Regions from separate parts of the Homo sapiens genome. Here region 1 is linked to region 2. Evidence: read pairs that join two places in POLR2A ChIA-PET (ENCODE). Cell type or tissue: B cell. All regions are shown on one strand. Each heading gives the region's core, and the rest is flanking DNA. Links, peaks and the distances in the headings are about the cores only. Region 1 overlaps LINC03088 (long intergenic non-protein coding RNA 3088). Region 2 overlaps HRK (harakiri, BCL2 interacting protein).

The links. ChIA-PET counts read pairs that join two places held together with the same protein. Peaks named below come from ENCODE experiments on the same cell type or tissue, not always from the same donor. Only the 100,000 strongest peaks of a DNase experiment are listed, where the experiment ranks them.
Region 1: POLR2A ChIA-PET joins it to region 2 with 5 read pairs; 2 of 35 experiments call an interaction of 5 or more read pairs at or near these places.

Annotation. Positions count from the first base shown.
Region 1 is chr12:116,685,106-116,690,479 of GRCh38, forward strand. The region is part of intron 1 of LINC03088 (long intergenic non-protein coding RNA 3088); the gene reads left to right. Among named protein-coding and RNA genes, the nearest start is that of LINC03088, 26 kb to the left of the region's middle. In B cell, for the core only: CTCF peaks have their summits at 3,046 (motif pointing left) and 3,245; a DNase peak (open chromatin) is centred at 3,006.
Region 2 is chr12:116,855,356-116,860,729 of GRCh38, forward strand. HRK (harakiri, BCL2 interacting protein) reads right to left here. Exons shown (of 2, transcript NM_003806.4): 2 at 789-5,374. Among named protein-coding and RNA genes, the nearest start is that of HRK, 23 kb to the right of the region's middle. In B cell, for the core only: no CTCF peak of the experiment used is centred there; DNase peaks (open chromatin) are centred at 2,372 and 2,886; H3K27ac peaks cover 754 bases.

The DNA.
Region 1 (5,374 bases), core at 291-5,290, 170 kb before region 2:
CACCCTCACTAGGTGAAGCCCTCCACCACCTGTGGACTCTATAGAGCATCCCCTCTAGAAAACGGCCCTCACCTGTTGCAGCCCCTTGACCTTGGACTTCTCAGCCTCTGGAAGGGTAAGAAATAAATGTGTTTTCTTTATAAATTACCCAGTTTCAGGTATTCTTTTATAAGCAACAGAGAATGGACTAAGACATCTAGTAGGAACTATCTAAATATTGGAGTTTAAACGTTTGTTTCACAAAGCAAAGGAACATGAGAGACAGGTGTATACAGCATGCTATATAGCTCTTGTACTTACAGGAAAAAGAGAAATAATACCTGCAAGTATTCGTTTGCATATGTATAACTCCCTTTGCATAAACACAAGAAAATGGTGTCACTGGAGGAGAAATCAGTGGCCAGGGTCAGCAGGGAAGAGAGATTTTTCACTGTTAAACCCTTTTGAGTGTTAAACCATATGCACGTACTAACTGTTCAAAAATAGATAAAATTAAAAATTGGCCAGGTGTGGTGGCTCATGCCTATAATCCCAGCACTTTGGGAGGCCGAGGCGGGCGGATCACCTGAGGCCAGGAGTTTAAGATCAGCCTGGCCAACATGTTGAAACCCTGTCTCTACTGAAAAAACACAAAAATTAGCCAGGCGTGGTGGCGCACGCCTATACTCCCAGCTACTCAGGAGGCTGAGGCAGGAGAATCGCTTGAACCTGGGAGGCGGAGGTTGCAATGAGCTGAGATCATGCCACTGCACTCCAGCCTGAGGAACAGAGTGACACTCTGTCTCAATTTAAGGAAGGGAGGAAGGAGAGAGAGAGGGAGGGAGGGGGGGAGGGAGAGAAGGAAGAAAGGTAGGAAGGAAGGAAGGAAACATATTGCTTAGCATATATTTCATATAATAATCAAATGATGCTACTGGATGGCTCTGCGTTTCTTATTTTTACCTCTTCTGGTCTTCAAAAAACCTGTTCCTTCTACCCTGTACTAACCTCCTTCTTCCTCTTCTATCAGAAAACTTCTCATGAAACCTTCCCTGACACCCCTCCCTTTTGTATTCCCATAGTATTAATTCATTTGTTCATGGTGACAATCATCACGTTGACTCTAGTTATGTTAAATGTCAACCTGCTTCCTCTAGACTGGAAAGTCTGCAAGGGCTATGTCTTATTTATCACGTAGTACAGATCCAGGCAGAGTAGATGCTCAACAAATGTTTTTTGGATTTTTTCTTTTTCTTTTTCTTTTTTTTTTGAGACAGATTCTCACTCTGTTGCCCAGGCTGGAATGCAGTTGCACAATCTCAGCTTACTGCAACCTCCACCTCCCAAGTTCAAGAGATCCTCCCACCTCAGCCTCCCAAGTAGCTGGAACTACAGGCATGTGCCACCACGCCCAGCTAATTTTTATATTTTTAGTAGAGCCAGGGTTTCATCATGTTAGCCAGGCTGGTCTTAAACTCCTGGCCTCAAGTGATTCACCTGCCTCGGCCTTCCAAAGTGCTGGGATTACAGGTGTGAGCCACCATGCCCGGCCAACAAATGTTTTTTGAACAAATACATTTGCTTAACTATCCTCAGTGAACCTCTGGGCACCAACTTTATCATTTTCATCATGAGAAGGAGATTCACTGAGAAAAACAAAATATGCTTCCAATCCAAGGAAGCAGAAAAGGGCTGCTGCCAACTCCAAGTGGCTGGTCTTTTGTCTAAAAGAAAGTTACACAGACCTTTGCTGTTGGTTTCCATAATACTTTGCCATTTCTCACATACAAGACTCCCATTTAATGCATACGTGTTTACATACAATGTAACCCCTGGGCACAATAACGTTGCCTTCTCTTTCAAATGGAATGGTTATGACAAAATGGAGAGGCAAGGCGTACCATTTTACTTTCCAGTTACAGTTGTACTATAGCACCAACACAGAGAAATATCAACCTTGTTCTCTTCCTGTCTGCGACTGGGAAAACATCAAAACATGTTTCTAGATTGTGGCTAGAGACAGACAAACGTCTCCCTGGCTGGACCCGGAAGGCCCAGCGTCAGCCTGGAGTAGGTTTTACAGCCATGGTGGAAACCCTTGAAATGGGAGGTGCATGTGGAGACAACTGTTCCATGATGTCTGGAACAGCCAGCTGGGTGGGTGGGGATGGAGGGGGTCCCAGCACCCTGGGCTCAGACGGAGGGAGGGAGGCATGGTAGCCTTTGGATCTTTGCATGACTCTGGGATCTGGGTCCCCACTGTCGAATTGAGCATTTTATAGTATAGGTTATGGAGCTGTGGAAAGAAATGAAAGAATAAGAGAGCAAAGGAAGGAAAGGGTAAGAAAGGCTGGGCATGGTGGCTCACGCCTGTAATCCCAGCACTTTGGGAGGCTAAAGCAGGAGGATCATTTGAGCTCAGGAGTTTGAGGCTAGCCTGAGCAACATGGTGGAGACCCTCATCTCTACAAAAAAAATACAAAAACTAGCAGGGCGTGGTGGCGCGCTCCTGTGGTCCCATCTCCTTGGAAGGGTGAGGTGGGAGGATGGCGTGAGCCCGGGAGGTCCAGGCTGCAGTGAGCTGTGATCGTGCCACTGCACTCCAGCCTGGGTGACAGAACAAGACCTTGTCTCAAAAACAAAAAGAGAATGGCAAGAAGGAAACTGTATTTAATTAGCAGCTCCTACATCCTACATGCCTAGCACTGTGCTGGGAGCATTGATATCATCTCATTTCATCCTGATGTCCATTCTGGGAGATGGGCATTCCTATTTTGCAGATAAGGGAACTGAGGCCAGGGAGGGCCACACACAGAGAAACGTGGCCTGTAGCACAGTTAGAATTCCACCCCGCTCTAAGTGGCTCCAATCTTAGCCCTTTTAGGCTACTCCCTGGAGCGGCAAGAGACAGGGGCAGGATTTCCCTTCTGCAGGGAAGGAGCGCCCTCCCTCTGGTGCCCAGGAGACTCAGTGCAGGGGAAGCCAGCTGCATCCGCGTGGCCTCTGCTCCTAGGGAAAGCACGTGCAAAAGCAGGGGAGGAAGTGGCAGTGCCCCCTGGTGTTGGGCGGACCACACACACCTCCTCAGCTCAGACCCATGCAGCAGCTTTAGGGGCTATCTCCTCTCTCCGGACACCTCTTTCTCTCGAAGGCTGCCCTAAATGTCCATTTTGATCAGATTTCGACCTCATCACAATGGAGGACTATGTCATTCACTCTGTACTCAACCAGGATTCTAGGGGTGGCCCAGCGGTCATAAGGCACAAAATGAGGCAGTGCTTGGCATGCGGCGGGTGTGGACGTTCGCAGAATGAGGATCCAGAGCTCTTTCCTCTCAAAGGAATGGCCGTCACCTGCAGTAGGGCAGAGGCTCTCTGATCCCAAGTACATGTGTGCTGAAAGAGTGTTTCTGCGCTGCTCCCACATCTTTTTTTTTTTTTTTTTTTATTTGAGACAGAGTCTCTTGTTGCACAGGCTGGAGTGCAATGGCATTATCTTGGCTCACCGAAACCTCTGCCTCCTGGGTGCAAGCAATTCTCCTGCCTCAACCTCCTGAGTACCTGGGATTACAGGCATGCACCACCACGCCTGGCTAAATTTATATTTTTAGTAGAGATGAGGTTTCTCCATGTTGGTCAGGCTGGTCTCGAACCCCCGACGTCAGGTGATCTTTCTTTCTCGGCCTCACTAAGTGCTGGGATTACAGGCGTCAGCCACGGTGTCTGGCTGCTCCCACATCTTTAAAGAGGTGTGGCTCACCCACAGAAGCAGGCGGTGGTGGGGTGGGGTGGGTGGGTATCCCCTGGTGGGGAAATAAAAAACAAAGTTTGTGTATAATCGATGCATGATGTCATATTTTGGGTCAGATAAAAGATTTTCCGGTCTTCATACTACTAAAGAGCCTTTCTACAAGTTTACTTTTCAGTATAAGTGCTCAGTAATCAGAAAAGAATACAATTCTGAATAAGCCCCTGCTTTAAAACAGAATCTTGGGGCCGGGCACAGTGGCTCAGGCCTGTAACTCCAGCACTTTGGGAAGTCAAGGCAGGAGGATTGCTTCAGGTCAGGAGTTCAAGACATGCCTGGGCAACATGGTGAGACCCTATCTCTACAAAGAATTTAAAAAATTAGCCAGGCACAGTGACATGCATCTGTAGTCCCAGCACTTTGGGAGTCTGAGTCAGGAGGATCACTCGAGGCCAGGAGTTCGAGGCTGCAGTGAGTTAAGATCATGCCACCGTACTCCAGCCTGAGCAACGAAGCCAGACCCCGTCTCTAAGACAAACAAAACCAGAATCTTGTGCAGTCCTGCTTCCCCACAACAAAGAATGAATCCCAGTTTCAGAACACCTGTTCCAGCTCTGCAACTTCCTGGAAAATTTTCCCTTGTCTTTGTTTGCCTCAGTTTCTCCTATCTGTAAAATGGAGCCAGGCTATCTACCATTTGTGAAAAGATTCAAGGAAACTTAAGGCTCTTAAGCTTTCAAGTACCCTAGACTAGGAGTCCTCATCACCACTAGCTAATTTCACCTTCAAAGCACTCTAGCGTTAACCAGACCTGCCTAATTACATTGCAGGGAAATGGCATGCGTTGGTTTTGCCTGAATATGACAGAAATTGGGGTGGCCATCTGTCAAAAAATGTTCCTGTGCCCGAGAGATAGATATATAAACTCTAAGTCCTATCTGATTATCAGTGAAGGTTGCGTGTGGTTTTTTAAGGTCTAAATACCGGGTGCATGATAAAAGAACAGTTCCTTTTTTGCAATATGCCAGCTGTCATGGGTTTCCAGGCAAGACATTATTTCTGATAAATAGATATGGACAATAGATAATGTCTATATTAATATTACTAAAAAGTGGTCCTCTCCTGCAGTTCACCCGAGACGAGGACGACCGTGTATAAAGAGGCAGCCTGCAGATGCCAGACAAGAGACTTTCTTCTTGTGACAGTTTGAGCTCCCTCACTGCAATTAACTTTTTCTCCCCCTCCCTCTCCTCCTTCATCTTATGCAATGCAGTTCAGAAAAAGGGGGCCTGTATTTTCCTCCTGCTGATGGAAGTTGATTAGCAGTCAGGTGGAGTGATGCTCAGGGGACAGCACAACGGATTAATTAAATCACTTCTACTGGCTAAGTGGTGACACTTTGATTTATAGCAGAGCTCACTCAACCAGACAGCGGCTTTTCTTGCATACCGAAGGAAGAAGGGCCATACTGGCCAGTGGTTGGAGACTGGGGGCTTTGCAAACTTTAAACACAAGCATCGTAGTCATTAAAGCCAAAGCCCCCCACTGTGTTCCTCTCTTGGGGGTAGGGGGATCTGCAAGGGAGACAAACTAGACAAAGCAGAGAGACTGAGCCAGGGGAGGCACAGGACTGTATCACGCCCTGCAG
Region 2 (5,374 bases), core at 325-5,324:
AGGATGGAGTCGGCCCCTCTAAGTCATGTAGACTGAAAGTGGGGCAGGGATGGGTGTTCAAAGGAAAAGAGAAGGTCTGGTATCTAAAAAAACAACCTGGGCCAGGCGCGGTGGCTCACGCCTGTAATCCCAACACTTTGGGAGGCCGAGGCAGGTGGATCACCCGAGGTCAGGAGTTCGAGACCAGTCTGGCCAACATGGTGAAACCCCGTCTTTACTAAAAATACAAAAGTTAGCCAGACGTGGTGACACACGCTTGTAATCCCAGCTACTCAGGAGGCTGAGGCAGGAGAACAGCTTGAACCCAGGAAGCAGAGGTTGCAGTGAACCAATATCGTGCCACTGCACTCCAACCTGGGCAACAAGGGAGAAACTCTGTCTCCAAAAAAAAAGGTATGTGTACTCAAACTCCCATTCTTAGGATGAGACTAGAACCCGAGTTGTCCGCAGTTGGAGACATTAATCTGCAGCCTCATTGGCTTGTCCACAGGATACCATGCATAAATTATGGTTGTGTGCACTCACCTCGAACTGTTGGGCAAGTTTCCCAAACCTGTGGCCCAACCCAAGGGCATTCTTTAGGCCAGTCCTTCCCTTCAGGGTTTGGGCGGGGCGGTGGATCTTAGGAATTAGAGGAGAGAAGGAAGTGTCTGGCCTTCTGCCCAAGGGAACATTGGGGCAGGCAGGAGCCAGGGGCAGGGATCCTGTCCCTGTTATGCAGCTGGGTACTCCCAGAGTCTATGAGGGCCAGCCTTCCAAAAGGAAATGAAAACACAAATGTCTTTGGCTAGAAGTGCACAATCAGTTTTTTAATAAAGTCATTACAAATATGTACAAAGCGTCTCCAAGGTATGAAATTCCTCTTACAAAAGAGCACAACGACGTCAGAACCAACAACGTCAGAACCCAGAACGGAACGTCCCCAAGCTTATTGCCTCTCTGGCTAGGCCAGAGGCCTCACTAAGGTTCTCCAGATACCCTCCCAGCCGCCCCTGCCACGCACACGGGCTCCTTGGCGCTTATAGTGCAAAGACCTTCAGGAGAAGAAACTTGGGAGTTCAGGTTGGAGAAGAGGGTAGAAAGGAGGTAAGAAAAGCTTCCCGTGTCCTAGGAAATAAGTCATACAGGCCCTATTTGCAAATTCCTTGCACCTTCCCCGGGGCCTTATAGAAACCAGGAACACAGGGTTAGGGCATGAGTATATAAAATCCACAACGAAACCAACCAGCCTGTCCTTGAGTGTCCCCAAAGGTGACACTTTTTCCAGTAGACCTAAGTCAGGCCCCGGCTCCCAGTGGGGCCATGTGCTGGCACTCGCCCTGGAACTAGCAGTGCTGTGGGACGACCTCATGAAGGGACCCAGTGGAGCAGAGCAGTCAGCTCACGAGCGTGGGGGTCCCATGGACTCGAGTCCAAATCTTGGCTCAGGCACTTCGCTGGTGGTGTGGCCTTCAGCTAAGTTGCTTAACCTCTCTGAGCCTCAGCTTCCTCCACTGTAAAATGGGAATGCTAACAGTACTATCTGCTAAAGTGGGCATGAGGCATCGCGGAGGGGAAGACGGGTAAAGCACTTCGCCCAGTGCTTGGGAGTGGCGAGCACGCCATAAAAGGTAGCTTTGATTATTGTGTAAAGCAGCAAGGACCAGTCTGTTCATGCTGGAAATGAGTCGAGATTGCAGGCTTTTTAACTGCCTTTACCAGATAGCAGGGCTCTCAGTAAATACTATATAACAATCTGCCAGCAAAGCTTGGGGTCACAGTGGTGACCTGACAAATCTGTTAAACATCGTGAACCAGACTGGAAAGGAACATTTCACATCATCTGCTTCCGAGCAGGACTGCCCCTCCACCATCCACAAGTCAAGTCTCTTCTGAGATGGAATTCTACAACTGGCACATTGTAGATGCTCAATCAATATATGCTAAATGAATGAATGAGAATTTAAAAAATAAACTTTCAGCTTAAGCTTTAAAATGACACTTTGACATCAATTTCCTCCCCTCATGGAACTTCCAGTCAGCTCCATGGGACTAAGAAGAGTGTCTAGCTGGTCCCCCAAACCCTTAACCAACTTCTGACCTTCAGAAAAGAAATGGGTATTGACACAGAAGAGCAAAATCTGTGTTCTGGTCAATGCAACTTGTAATATCAGGTGGACACTCAAAAAGTCCACAATGGTGAGCCACTGTCCCTAAAAGATACTTGTGTAGGAGGTGGGTGGGTGAGGACTCCTCTAATGCCCCAGGGAGGGAGAGTGATATTTTATCACTGTCAGAAACATAATAATAGGAGAACATGAGATCAGCTACATACATTGTGAAAACCAGTCACAGTTTCATTTTTCTGTGACAGTATTGGGTAAATCACCCTTTCCTCTCACCATCAAAACAGAAAAGAATCAAAATAAGAAGTGGAGGCTGAGCTCGGTGGCTCATGCCTGTAATCCCAGCACTTTGGGAGGCCAAGGCAGGTGGATCACTTGAGGCCAGGAGTTCAAAACCACTCTGGCCAACATGGTAAAACCCCATCTCCACTAAAAATACAAAAATTAGCCGAGCGTGGTGGTGGGTGCCTGTAATCCCAGCTACTCAGGAGGCTGAGGCAGGAGAATCGCTTGAACCTGGGAGGTGGAGGTTGCAGTGAGCTGAGCTCGCACCACTGCACTCCAGCCTGGGTGACAGAGTGAGACTCTGTCTCAAAATAAAATAGAAGAAGAAGAAGAAGTGGAAAAGAAGTCCCCAGTATCCAAATGAAGGCGGCTAAAAAAAAAAAAAAAAAACGAACAAAAAAACAGGAACTGGGCTCTAAGAGATGCGCAGGGCCAAAAAAAACCCAAAAAAAAACAAAACAGGAACTGGGGTCTAGGACATGCGCACGGCCTAGGACCATGGACAGCAGCCATTGGGGCCAATGGGCTCCCCAGAGAAACTTCCTACTCAAGCTACACCAATAACAAAGAGAATAGGAAACGGACCCCCAAATTTGAAGAGATTGTATTTGTTTGTGGGAGATCAGGTGGGGGTGAGAAGCTTCCAGAAAGGACTGGATCTCATTCGGAGTGTTGAAGTCCCGGGGGCTCCAGTCCCAGCGGTTCCTGGCTCCCCACTCTCTGAGAGCAAGCAGCACCATCAGAAATGAAGAGGCAAAAGTCTCTTCATCTCATTATGCAGCAAGCTACCTAAACGATGATCTCAGAGGCCTCCCTCTGCTTGTACGGTCACACACACACACACACACACACACACACACACACACACACACACACACTGCTGTCTGCTGAAACCCGATATGAGGTCTTTTTTAAAATTTATTTCAAAGCCTCCCTCCCTTTCTCTCTCTCTCTCTTCACAGACGCTCTGCAGTGAAGCTAATCAAAATCAATGACTCCTTGGCAGCCAGAGAAAAGTGGGGGAGCGGTGGAGGAGAGGGAGGGATGTTGCCAGCACTTTGCACACTGTGGAAATATTTTTTAAAAAACAAGAACCACCCCACTATCTCATGCAATCCAAGTAATACAACAGGAGAGATGGTGGAGACAATATATACATATATATCATGCTTCAATTTCCTAATACAAATGTCCATCAAGAAGTCAAATCTCATATAAAAACAAGCATTAAAAACAACCCCGTGTCAAAAATCGGGGCAGTCGAGAAGTGCACTCCAATGAATGATGTGCAAGGAAAGGTCAGGATTCGATAAATACGTGGTCTCTAATAAAACAGGAGAATATCTACAAGGGACTTGGCTGAGAAGCTCTATCAGGAGGTCGTGGGTGCCCCAGTTCTCTCAGCAAAGTGGCTTCATTGAAATCAAAATCACCCAAAATGCCAACCCCAGCGTTTGGAGTTTGTATCCTCCAGGGGAAACATCAAAAGCCAGTAGGCAAGTCGGGGCTGAAAAAGGGATCCTCTCACCTTTCATCTTCTCCTGTGTCTACAGGTGGTCAGCATGCCCCCACTACGATCTTGAAGGTACAGCCTTAAAGAAGCAGAGAACTGTGATTGGATACAGCTGTGTAGTAATGGACGCCCCTCCCCAGAAAATGGGGGGAGCTGGAAAGACCCTAGTCTGTGGCTAAGAAAGTGATTAAATAGAAGCAGTGACTGTATTTCATATTATTCTAATGAATTTGCCTTCTCTAAGTTCGTAGCTTTGTGGGAATATTACCCACTGCTCTCTGCAGTCCCCAGCTAAGCGAGGGTCCCCTGCAAACATCAGCTAGGGGGAGGGCACGAGTAATGAGGAGAAACACGTTCTCCCAAAATAAGCATTATTCTTCTTTTTTTTTTTTTGGTTTGCTGAGTTCAAAGCTGCGGGGTGGGGGAGTCTTCCCTGGCATTCAGCAGCCCTGGGGTTGCATTTCTCTTTAAAGGGCTATTTAGGAAAACACAAGGAACGGATTTTAAAAGGAAGACAGAAAGAAATCCAGCTCCCAGCTTGCAGCAGCACTGAGAGGTTGTACATTCTAAAGGACCTGGTCATTTACAGCAAAGCCTATGGAGGGATAATTCCCATTTCAGCCGCATCCACCTTAACAAATGTGGATCCCACTGCTGGCTTCTTAGAACTGTACAGCAAAGCCTGTGGGGGGATAATTCCCATTTCAGCCGCATCCACCTTAAACATGGATCCCACTGCTGGCGTCTTAGAACTGGAGCGGTGTCTGCTAACCAGCCTGCTGGACCCTCTGTCTATAGGTACCGGGTGGTGACCTGCAAATCCAGCCTTGGAGAATGACCGTCCGAATCTGCAGCCTGACACCTCGCCACCTCGGCTTTGAAAATGGCAGTGTGTGGTATCCTGCACAGAGGAAGAATACCTGCTTATGTTGGATTTTTCGAAAATGAAAGCAAAAAATAATCACTGCTCCCTGAAGAGTCTTTGCAGCCAAGTCTCCGTCCAGCACACATCTTTTTTTAGCCCTTCTAGAAACTTCTGAAAATAGTAGCTTATCCTTGGGGGGAAAAAAATCAGACCTCTGTCAATCAGTGAGATGCTGGTGCATTTCATTTAAATGGCCCACTCCCTCCCACAACATCCCCCGGTTATAAATCATCTTTGAACAGAATGTAGCCATTTCTTGGCTCTTTAATCCATAAAACCTAAACCCTGAAATCCCCTTGGGGAGTGGAGGAGGCTGTGGGCTGAACTCCGAGGACACTTTTGTGGGGGTGGGGGAGATAGCAACCAAGTCATGCATGAGGTCAGCTTTCTGCCTCATAACCAGCAAGCCTCTCAATGCCATCCTCCCTCCTAGACCCCAAGGTTTGCTCCAAACCACCTCTGGATATTCGTCCCCAGGTAGAAGAAGAGAAGAGACTCTCAAGTGGCACTTTTGCAACTTGTCCCTTAAAAAAAAAAAAAAAAGAA